3 separate regions of the Homo sapiens genome follow, and all the other regions are linked to region 1. The links are chromatin contacts, found by Hi-C or POLR2A ChIA-PET in ENCODE. All regions are on one chromosome and are shown on one strand. The core of a region is the stretch at or near the end of the contact, and the rest is flanking DNA. Distances in the headings are between cores, read along the strand shown.

Evidence for each region. A loop is a pair of places that touch in the nucleus more often than their neighbours do. ChIA-PET counts read pairs that join two places held with the same protein, here RNA polymerase II (POLR2A). Pooled maps may share reads with other maps.
Region 2: a pooled map shows a loop between it and region 1 (3-fold over the local background). The contact joins two enhancer-like sites. A Hi-C loop is called at or near these places in 1 of 50 pooled maps. POLR2A ChIA-PET finds 5 or more read pairs at or near these places in 3 of 52 experiments (GM10248, activated CD4-positive, alpha-beta T cell and activated CD8-positive, alpha-beta memory T cell).
Region 3: a pooled map shows a loop between it and region 1 (6-fold over the local background). The contact joins the promoter of ZP3 here to the enhancer-like site in region 1. A Hi-C loop is called at or near these places in 2 of 50 pooled maps. POLR2A ChIA-PET finds 5 or more read pairs at or near these places in 2 of 52 experiments (A673 and PC-9).

Annotation. Positions count from the first base shown.
Region 1 is chr7:76,165,872-76,168,954 of GRCh38, reverse strand. No RefSeq gene overlaps it. Among named protein-coding and RNA genes, the nearest start is that of SRRM3, 34 kb to the left of the region's middle. Within about 2 kb of position 1,599, at least 2 of the 41 ENCODE cell types and tissues checked have a DNase peak (open chromatin) inside an H3K27ac peak, as active enhancers do.
Region 2 is chr7:75,661,686-75,664,768 of GRCh38, reverse strand. The region is part of intron 1 of HIP1 (huntingtin interacting protein 1); the gene reads left to right. Among named protein-coding and RNA genes, the nearest start is that of HIP1, 76 kb to the left of the region's middle. Within about 2 kb of position 1,833, at least 4 of the 41 ENCODE cell types and tissues checked have a DNase peak (open chromatin) inside an H3K27ac peak, as active enhancers do.
Region 3 is chr7:76,423,372-76,426,454 of GRCh38, reverse strand. It overlaps ZP3 (zona pellucida glycoprotein 3), which reads right to left and starts at 1,505. Exons shown (of 8, transcript NM_001110354.2): 1 at 1,179-1,505. The coding sequence starts at 1,490. RefSeq lists a silencer at 2,109-2,403.

The sequences.
Region 1 (3,083 bases), core at 350-2,849:
ACAGAGTGAGATTTTGCCTCAAAAAAAAATTTTTTTTTGGCTGGGCGCAGTGGCTCATGCATTTTGGGAGGCCGAGGCAGGTGGATCATGAGGTCAAGAGATCAAGACCATCCTGGCCAACATGGCGAAACCCTGTCTCTACTAAAAATACAAAAATTAGCTGGGCATGGTGGCATGTGCCTGTAGTCCCAGCTACTCGAGAGGCTGAGGCAGGAGAATCACTTGAACCCAGGAGGCGGAGGTGGCAGTGAGCCGAGATCATGCCACTGCACTCCAGCTCAAAAAATATATATATTTTTTTAATTAACAAGTTCTAGTATCTAAAATGAGCAAAATCGTCACGTGTGGTGGATCACACCTGTAATCCCAGCAATTTGGGATGCCAAGGCATGTGGATCATCTGAGGTCAGGAGTTCAAGACCAGGCTGCAGTGAGCCAAGATTGCACCACTGCACTCCAGCTGGGGAGACAGAGTGAGACTCCATCTCAAAAAAAAAAAAAAAAAAAAAAAAAGTAAATATGCATTTGAAAAGAACAGCATCAGCCAGGTACAGTGGCTCACGCCTGTAATCCCAGCACTTTGGGAGGCCGAGGGTAGAGGATAGCTGAGCCCAGGAGTTTGAGACCACCCTGGGCAACATGGTGAAACCCTGTCTCTACAAAAAATACAAAAATTAGCCAACTGTGGTAGTAAACACCTGCAGTCTCAGCTACTTGGGAGGCTGGGGAAAGGATTGCTTGAGTCTGGGAGGTCGAGGCTGCAGTGAGCCATGATTGCGCCACCTCACTCCAGCCTGGGCAACAGAGCAAGACCCTCTCTCAAAAAAGAAAAAAAAACATGCAAAAAGAAAACAAAACAGAACAGCGTCATTTCCTTATCATTAGTTTGAAGGAAGGGAATCACTGGCAAAAGTTTCCATTTTCTTTTTTTTGAGATGGAGTCTCACTCTGTCGCCCAGGCTGGAGTGCAATGGCGCGATCTCGGCTCACTGCAAGCTCTGCCTCCCGGGTTCACACCATTCTCCTGCCTCAGCCTCCTGAGTAGCTGGGACTACAGGCGCCCACCACGACGCCCAGCTAATTTTTTGTATTTTTGTAGAGACCGAATTTCACCATGTTGCTCAAGCTAGTCTGGAACGCCTGAGCTCAAGGGATCTGCCCACCTCGGCCTCCCAAAGTGCTAGGATTAAGGGCGTGAGTTACCAGGCCGGCCCAATTACTTTCTTCAGTCTGAGCATGAGCACTGGAAGAAAAGCTCTCACTCACATGTAATTTTTTTTAGAGACATGGTCTCCCTCTGTCACCCAGGCTGAAGTGCAGTGGCGTAATCTCAGCTCACGGTAACCTCAACCTCCCGGGCTCCAAATATATATATATATATATATATATATATATATATATTTTTTTTTTTTTAGTTGGAGTCTCGGTCTGTCGCCCAGGCTGGAGTGCAGTGGCGCGATCTCGGCTCACTGCAGCCGCCGCCCCCCGGGTTCAAGCAATTCTCTGCCTCTGCCTCAGCCTCCCGAATAGCTGGTATTACATGTGCCCGCCACCACGCCCGGCTAATTTTTTATTTTTAGTATAGACGGCATTCACCATGCTGGCCAGGATGGTCTTGAATTTCCGACCTCGTGATCCACCTGTCTCGGCCTCCCAAAGTGCTGGGATTAAAGGCGTGAGCCACCGTGCCCGGCCCGATCGCTTATATTTTTAAAGAGATGTTTTCTTGGTTTCCTAGCCCCTCGTACCCCCTACAAAGTTCCAAAGGCTTTGATGTTGTTGCAAAGGCCATGAGAGGTCAAGCCGAGGGGTGCAGCTCCCTAATGCGGTGTAGCCTCAGACGGGGCCGATCCTGCCCAGAATGAGCGGCGCCGGGCGGTGGGGGACGCTGCCGGTGTCCCCGGGACCTGGCTGGGGGAGGAGTTGGGGGGGCGCACCTACACAGGCTCAGGTGACGCGAGTGTGCGGCAAGGGCTGTAGCCGGAGCTAGCGGGCTTGTGGTGGCCACTGAGGAGCTTCTGCCCGACAGTGCCCTCCGGGCCACAGCCGCTTGGTGCGCAGCGCCTACTCGCTCAGCGTCAGGCCCTTGCTGCGCCCTACGCCGCAGGCTGGGAAGTCGCGCAGGTAGCAGTAGTACAGGCAGTGGTAAAGCTCGTCCTTGTAGCTTATTGGTGTCGGCGGCCGAGTCGGAGCCTGCGGACACTAACCCGCCGCCTACTGACACTGACCGGCAGTCTGTGGCCACGCGTCTGCGCATGCGCTCTCCTGGAATACCCAGCCGCCGCGCCTCGAGTTCCGATTGGTTCTACAGAAGGGGCGCGCCTCCGCTGACGTCACAGGCGCGGGCCTTCCGGCGACGTAATAGCGCCGGCCTTCGGCGATGTCACAGTGACGCTACAGTGCCTGGAGCTGGGCTGTTTTCTCCTCGGTTTGGAGCCTGGTGACCGTGACTTCCCCGCCATGTTCTGTGTGTTGCTGGCTGGAGAAGGGTAGTTGACAAACTCCGACCCAGCACAGTGTTTCTGTGGGTCAAAACTAGAAAACTATGTCCGGGCTCCGCCGAGGCGGAAGGATCCCTTCAGGCCAGGAGTTAAAGAGCGGCCTGGGCAACATGGCGCGACTCCATCTCTGTAGTCCCTCCTCAGCTTCCCAGATACTTGAACCCCAAGGTTCAAGGCTGCAATGAGCTATGATCCCATCACAGCACTCTATCCTGCGAGACTGAAGTAAACCTTGTCTAAAAAAATAAACTATCCAAGTGTGCAACAGGGAGGGACCGCTTAAAGAAAACATGGTAATTGTATGTTCAAATACTTTTAACAAGTGCAAAATGTATAGGCTTAAATAAATAGGGCTGGCCGGGCGCGTTGGCTCACGCCTGTAATTCCAACATTTTGTGTGCCCGAGGCATTCCGATCACTTGAAGTCAGGAACTCGAGACCAGCCTGGCCAATATGGTGAAACCCCATCTCTACTAAAAATATAAAAATTAGGCCAGGCACCTTGCATCGTTTCAGGAGGCTCGCACCTCCCTAAGGGCCCGTTAATTGAACCCCTCGGACCTGAGGGTGAGAAACCTTGGC
Region 2 (3,083 bases), core at 584-3,083, 500 kb after region 1:
CATGCTTGTAATCCCAGCTACTCAGGAAGCTGAGGCATGAGAATTGCTTGAACCTGGGAGGCAGAGGTTGCAGTGAGCCGAGATTGTACTACTGCACTCCAGCCTGGGCAATGGAGCAATGGAGCAAGACTTTGTCTGTCCGTCTGCCTGTCTCTCTCTCTCTCTCTCTCTCCCTATACATATATATATGTATGTATACGTATACATACACATACATATATATGTATGTGTATATATGTATGTATACGTATACATACACATACATATATATGTATGTGTATATATGTGTGTATACGTATACACACACACATATGTATGTGTATATATGTATGTATATGTATACACACACATATGTATGTGTATATATGTATGTATACGTATACATACACATATGTATGTGTATATATGTATGTATACGTATACATACACACATATATATGCATGTGTATGTATACATATACATACATATATACATACATATATGTGTGTATATATGTATGTATACATATATGTGTGTATATAGTATGTGTATGTATACACACACAATATATGTATATATACATATGTATATGTGTGTATATATGTATGTACATATATGTATGTAAATATACACACATACATGTATGTATGTACACACATGTGTGTGCATATATGCATACATGTATGTATGCACATATGTGTGTATATGTGTGTGTATATACACATATATGTGTATATACACATATATGTGTATATATATACACATATATGTGTATATATATACACATATATGTGTATATATATACACATATATGTGTATATATATATACACATATATGTGTATATATATATATACACACATACATAAAATAATGGAAGGTAGCTGTTCCCCTGCTAGAGGCTGACACCTCCCTGTGTTCTGATCCCCTGTAATCTTGCCTTAGCAGGACCGTTGCTCTACTGATTAGCTGAGTCAGAAAACTAGAAGTCAAATTATCACTCACTACTCCACTCCCCTCCCACTCCCTTCCATTCCCGTCTCCTGCTGGGTTTTACCTCCTAAATACTCCCTGGCGGCTCTGTTCTCTCATCTCTTTCCTATTTTCACTGCTCATGGTCAGGACTCATCTAGTACACCCAGAACTGGCAGTACCCTCTTCACTGATCCCAGTCTCCACCCTGGCCATCCTCAGAGCTGTCCCTGCACAGAGGTCAGTGATGCATCAAAAACTCAGATCTGCTCCTGTCCCCTGGCAAACACCCTGAATTGACCATCTGCCTCCTACATCAGTCCGCCTCGCCTGCTGTAGGGGTAGGAGCAGTGCCGCCAGGATGACACACTCTGTCACCCAGGCTGGAGTGCAGTGGTGCAATCATAGCTCACTGCAGCCTTGACTGCCTAGGTTCCAGCGATCCTCCCACCTCAGCCTCCTGAGTAGCTGGGACTATAGGTGTACGCCACCCCTCCTGGTCTGGACATTATATTTGTTTAAATGATCTGTCTTTGAGTTTTCCTTCCCACTTACACTACAGACATCTGGAGAGCAAAGACGCTGTCCGGGATCTTCCTACTGGCCTGGCACACACCTGGTGCACAGCTGATTCAAAACAGAACTTGCCAAACCACCCACTGAATGTTTTCTTGGTCGTTGTACCAGAACAGATGATCATAAAGACAGTTTATGAAACGTAATTAGGATAAGTGTAAATTCTTGTAGTTACATCTGAAACTCACAGGCATGCAAATATCAGATGGGCAACTGTGGCTTGCAGCAGTTCATGTAGAAAAAAGGTGGGGATTTTCATTGAGGAAGCCTCAGCATGGGTCGCCGGTGTGGTGACGCTGCAGGAAGCAGCTCGGATCTTAGCCACCTGTGCTGGTGTCCTCTGAGAACTTGCTCTGTCCCTGTCCCCATTCTCTTTCATATCTTCAATAATTATTCCTCCTCTCAGCTTAAAAACAGGCCCTCGTGTCCTCTAACCTTTAAAAACCTCTTTCCAGGCCAGGCACCGTGGCTCACTCCAGGAGGCTGAGGAGGATGGATCATTTGAGGTCAGGAGTTCGAGACAAGACTGACCAACATGGTGAAATCCCGTCTCTACTAAAAATACAGAAATTAGCCAGGCATGGTAGTGTGTGCCTGTAATCCCAGCTTCTAGGGAAGTTGAGGCAGGAGAGTCACTTGAACCTGGGAGAGGGAGGTTGCAGTGAGCTGAGATCACGCAACTGCACTCCAGCCTGGGCGACAGAGCGAGACGCTGTCTCAAAAATAAATTAGTTAATAAAATAAAATAAATAAAAGCCTCTTTCCAGCCAGGCATGGTGGCTCACACTTGTAGTCTGAGCACTGGGGGAGTCCCAGGTAGGAGGATTGCTTGAGACCAGGAGTTTGAGACCAGCTAGGACAACATAGCAAGACCTCATCTTTACCAAATAAAATAGCTGGGCGTGGTGGTGCAGGTCTGTACTCCCAGCTACTCGGGAGGCTGGGGTGGGAGGGTTACTGGAGCCCAGGAGTTCCAGGCTGCCATGTGCTGTGATCGCACCACTGTGGTCCATCCTGGGTGACAGAACAAGAACCTGTCTCAAACAAACAAACAAACAAACAAAAATAGTGGAGACCCTCCAGTGTGAGCCTCCTCATCATCTCTGATTTCATCCCCCATGACATCGCCAGCTACGCCCCCTCCTTCCCCTCCTCCCTCCCCTCCACCTTCACCCCTTGTGGCTCACTCACGCACCCACTCTCCAGTCCACCCCTCCTCAGAGACCCTGTCCACTCATCCATCTCTCTCCCATTGCGCTTCCTCTTCACTCCGTTCCTTCTGCCTCCCACCATATGCAAATCTTCTCCATCCTTAAAAGCCTGATTGCCTCCTCTGGATTTTTCCACACTCTTGGGGAACTTCCTGTGACTCCCTGCCCTTCACCACCAGCCTTTCCCAAAGAGAAATCCCTCTCACCACCTCCCACTGCCCATCCTCCCCCAGTGGCTCCAAGGCACACATTTGGACTTAGGCCTGCGTTACTCTGCTGTAGCTGCCCCCAAGATGACATCAGGACCTAACAGCACTTGTAGCACCTTTTGCTCCCCATTCCCTGC
Region 3 (3,083 bases), core at 256-2,755, 260 kb before region 1:
TGCCCCCATCCCAGGCAAGCTACTGGGTCTAGGCCCAGGTGAGGAGGAGCCAGGTTCCCCTGAGGCGGGAGAGGACAGGCCCTCCATGGGACCACAGGAACTTGGTCCAGGGATCAGGGTTTAGCTGGGGAGCTGTGTGCCCAGCCCTGCCCTGCCGTAAGGCCTCTCCTTGCAGCCTCTTTCCCCACTGGCTAGGGAAAGGGAGGTCTGGCCTGGATTTCTTGGTCTTTTCCTGCATGTACCACAGGTTAAGCCTCTCCCCCTTGGAGCTGCCCCCAGGGACCCACTGATGCTTTTAAGGTCTTTAACACCAAGGTTATGATGCCCCCGCCCCCATACCACTTATCTATGTGGAATTTTTTTTTTTTTTTTGAGCCAGAGTCTCGCTCTGTTGCCTAGGCTGGAGTGCAGTGGCACAATCTCAGCTCACTGCAACCTTTGCCTCCTGGGTTCAAGCGATTCTCCTGCCTCAGCCTCCTGAGTAGCTGGGATTACAGACACGCACCACCATGCCTGGCTAATTTTTGTATTATTAGTAGAGATGGGGTTTCACCATGTTGGCCAGGCTGGTCTCAAACTCCTCAGCCTCCCAAAGTGCTGGAATTACAGGCGTGAGCCACCACACCAGGCCCCAGTTAGTTTTTTTAAAGGCTTAAGAGATGGGGTCTCACTATGTTGCCCAGGCTGGCCTCAAACTCCTGGCCTCAAGTGATCCTCCAGTCTTGGCCTCCCATAGTGCTGGGACTACAGGCATGAGCCACTGCACCCGGCCCACTTGTTGTTTTTAAGATAATGTATACTTTGGGTCTCTTCAGGATGAGTTCCTAATGCCCCCAGCCTTAGAAACAGCCCCTTAGGCTACCCACAGGGCTATCCTATCACGCAGGCCTGTGTGTGTCACAAACCCACCTGAGAGAGAGTGGCGTGGCTTGGGCCAGCCTGAAGTGCACGGCCACCTCTGGCTCCACCCCATCGACCCAATGTCGGGCATCAGAGGCAGGAGCTGCCCTGGGTCCGGTGACCTCAGTGCCAGCTTCAGGCCTCAACTGGGCCACCTCCCCACCTACAAGTGAGAGGGATCCACCCAACCCCACCTCCCACCGATGGTGGCCACAGTCCCCATACCCGGCTGCCTCGAACATCCTCCCACCAAAGCCAGGGCCCCCAGCCTCTCTTACCTGCATGCTGTTGCCACACTCGTGGAGTCCAACCTCAAACCTGACCACATCTTCTGTGTCCATGGAGACCAGAGGCTCACAGGCCTCTGGGCCCAAGGTGAGGTCAGCAGCCCTGATGAGCTTCCCGGTGCCAAAAAGGTCTTTGCTGACCATGACCATCAGAGTGGCCTCCTGACACTCCACCAGTACGGGCTGTACGGACGTCTCAGGATGGCTGGCTCCACCCTGCAAGAGCCAGAGGGGTTGGGGGTAGCACAGCTCAGTACTACCCCAGAGCAGGAGGCAGATGAAGAGCCTATAGCTCAGCTCCATGGTACCTGCAGAGCAGCAGGCAGCCGCCTCTGGCCATCTTATACCCGTGGGATGCTGGCTGCTGCCACCTGGGCTCTCAGCTTCTCAGCTGCCTCCCTTCCCTAGCCAGCTGGGCCCTTGTTGCATAAAGTGGTCTCCATCCAGAAGCATCAGTAACACCTGGGAGCTTGTTAGAACTGCAAACTCTCAGCCTTCACCCCAGCATGACCACAGCAGAATTTGGTTTTTAGCTTGGAAATCCCCCACGTGTATCCACATTAAAGTTTTTTTTTGCTGTGTGTGTGTGTGTTTGTGGTTTGTTTGTTTTTGTTGTGTTTTGTTTTGTTTTGAGACAGAGTCTCACTCTGTTGTCCAGGCTGGAGTGCAGTGGTATGATCTCGTTTCACTGCATCCTCCACTTCTCAGCCAGGTTCAAGTGATTCTCCTGCCTCAGACTCCCAAATAGCTGGGATTACAGGAAGGCATGCGCCACCGCGCCTGGCTAATTTTTGTATTTTTGGTAGAGACAGGGTTTCACTATGTTGGGCAGGCTGGTCTTGAAGTCCTGACCTCCAGTGATCCTCCTGCCTCAGCCTCCCAAAGTGCTGGGATGACAGGTGTGAGCCACCGCGCCCGCCCCAGCCCACTTGAAAGTTTTTAGCTTGTAAATCCCCATGTGTATTCATGTAAAAGTTTGCAAAGAGTGTGCTGCCTGCCTGGTGCACCACAATGTATCACAGCTTCCCTCCGATCCCCTGCTGGCCCTGCCCTTAGGAAGCTCGCAGCCCGGCAAGGGAGCTGTCCCAGGTCTGTGGGGGACACAGGAGAAAGCCCTTGATTGAAGAGTCAGGGGGATTAGATCTGAGACATAAGGAGCTCATTCCAAGTGTGAGAAAAAGGAGGCGGTATCAATTAGGAGACAGGAGGAATTTCATGGGTCTCTGCCTTATTTTATGGGAGGCCGGGGGGTAGGTCAGTTCAGGCAGAGGCAGCTGTGTGAAGAGAGGTGGAGAAGGGGCCCTGCGTTCTTCATTCCTGGGTGAATCCCCCGGAGTTCATACTGAGACACAGCAGAAGCGGGGCTTGGCTTCAGCTCACCCCGACCAGGGCATTCTTTTTTTTTTTTGAGACAATCTCACTCTGTTGCCCAGGCTGGAGTGTAGTGGTGCAATCTCAGCTCACTGCAGCCTCCGCCTCCCAGGTTCAAGCAATTCTTCTGCCTTACTCTCCCGAGTAACTGGGATTACAGGCTTGTTCCACCATGCCCAGCTCCTCACCACAAGGGATCCGCCCACCTCAGTCTCCCAAAGTGCTGGGATTACAGACATGAGCCACCACACCTGGCCCAACCACTGCATTCTTTCCTGCATTCCCAGTGATCACCAGACCCATACCACGATTTCACTGACATCATCATGTGGAAACATGCCTATTACTTAAGAGAATCCCAGGAACTGACCTTAGGAGATTCAAATATCAAACCAAGGTTGTGGAGTGTCCCACCTCAGGAAGGAATGCTGAACTGATTGACAGCCTTGTTGCCACCAGCCAGACTACCAGGTGGCCCATAACTCAAGATAACCATGGCAACCAGATAATGCCAACCTGCATACC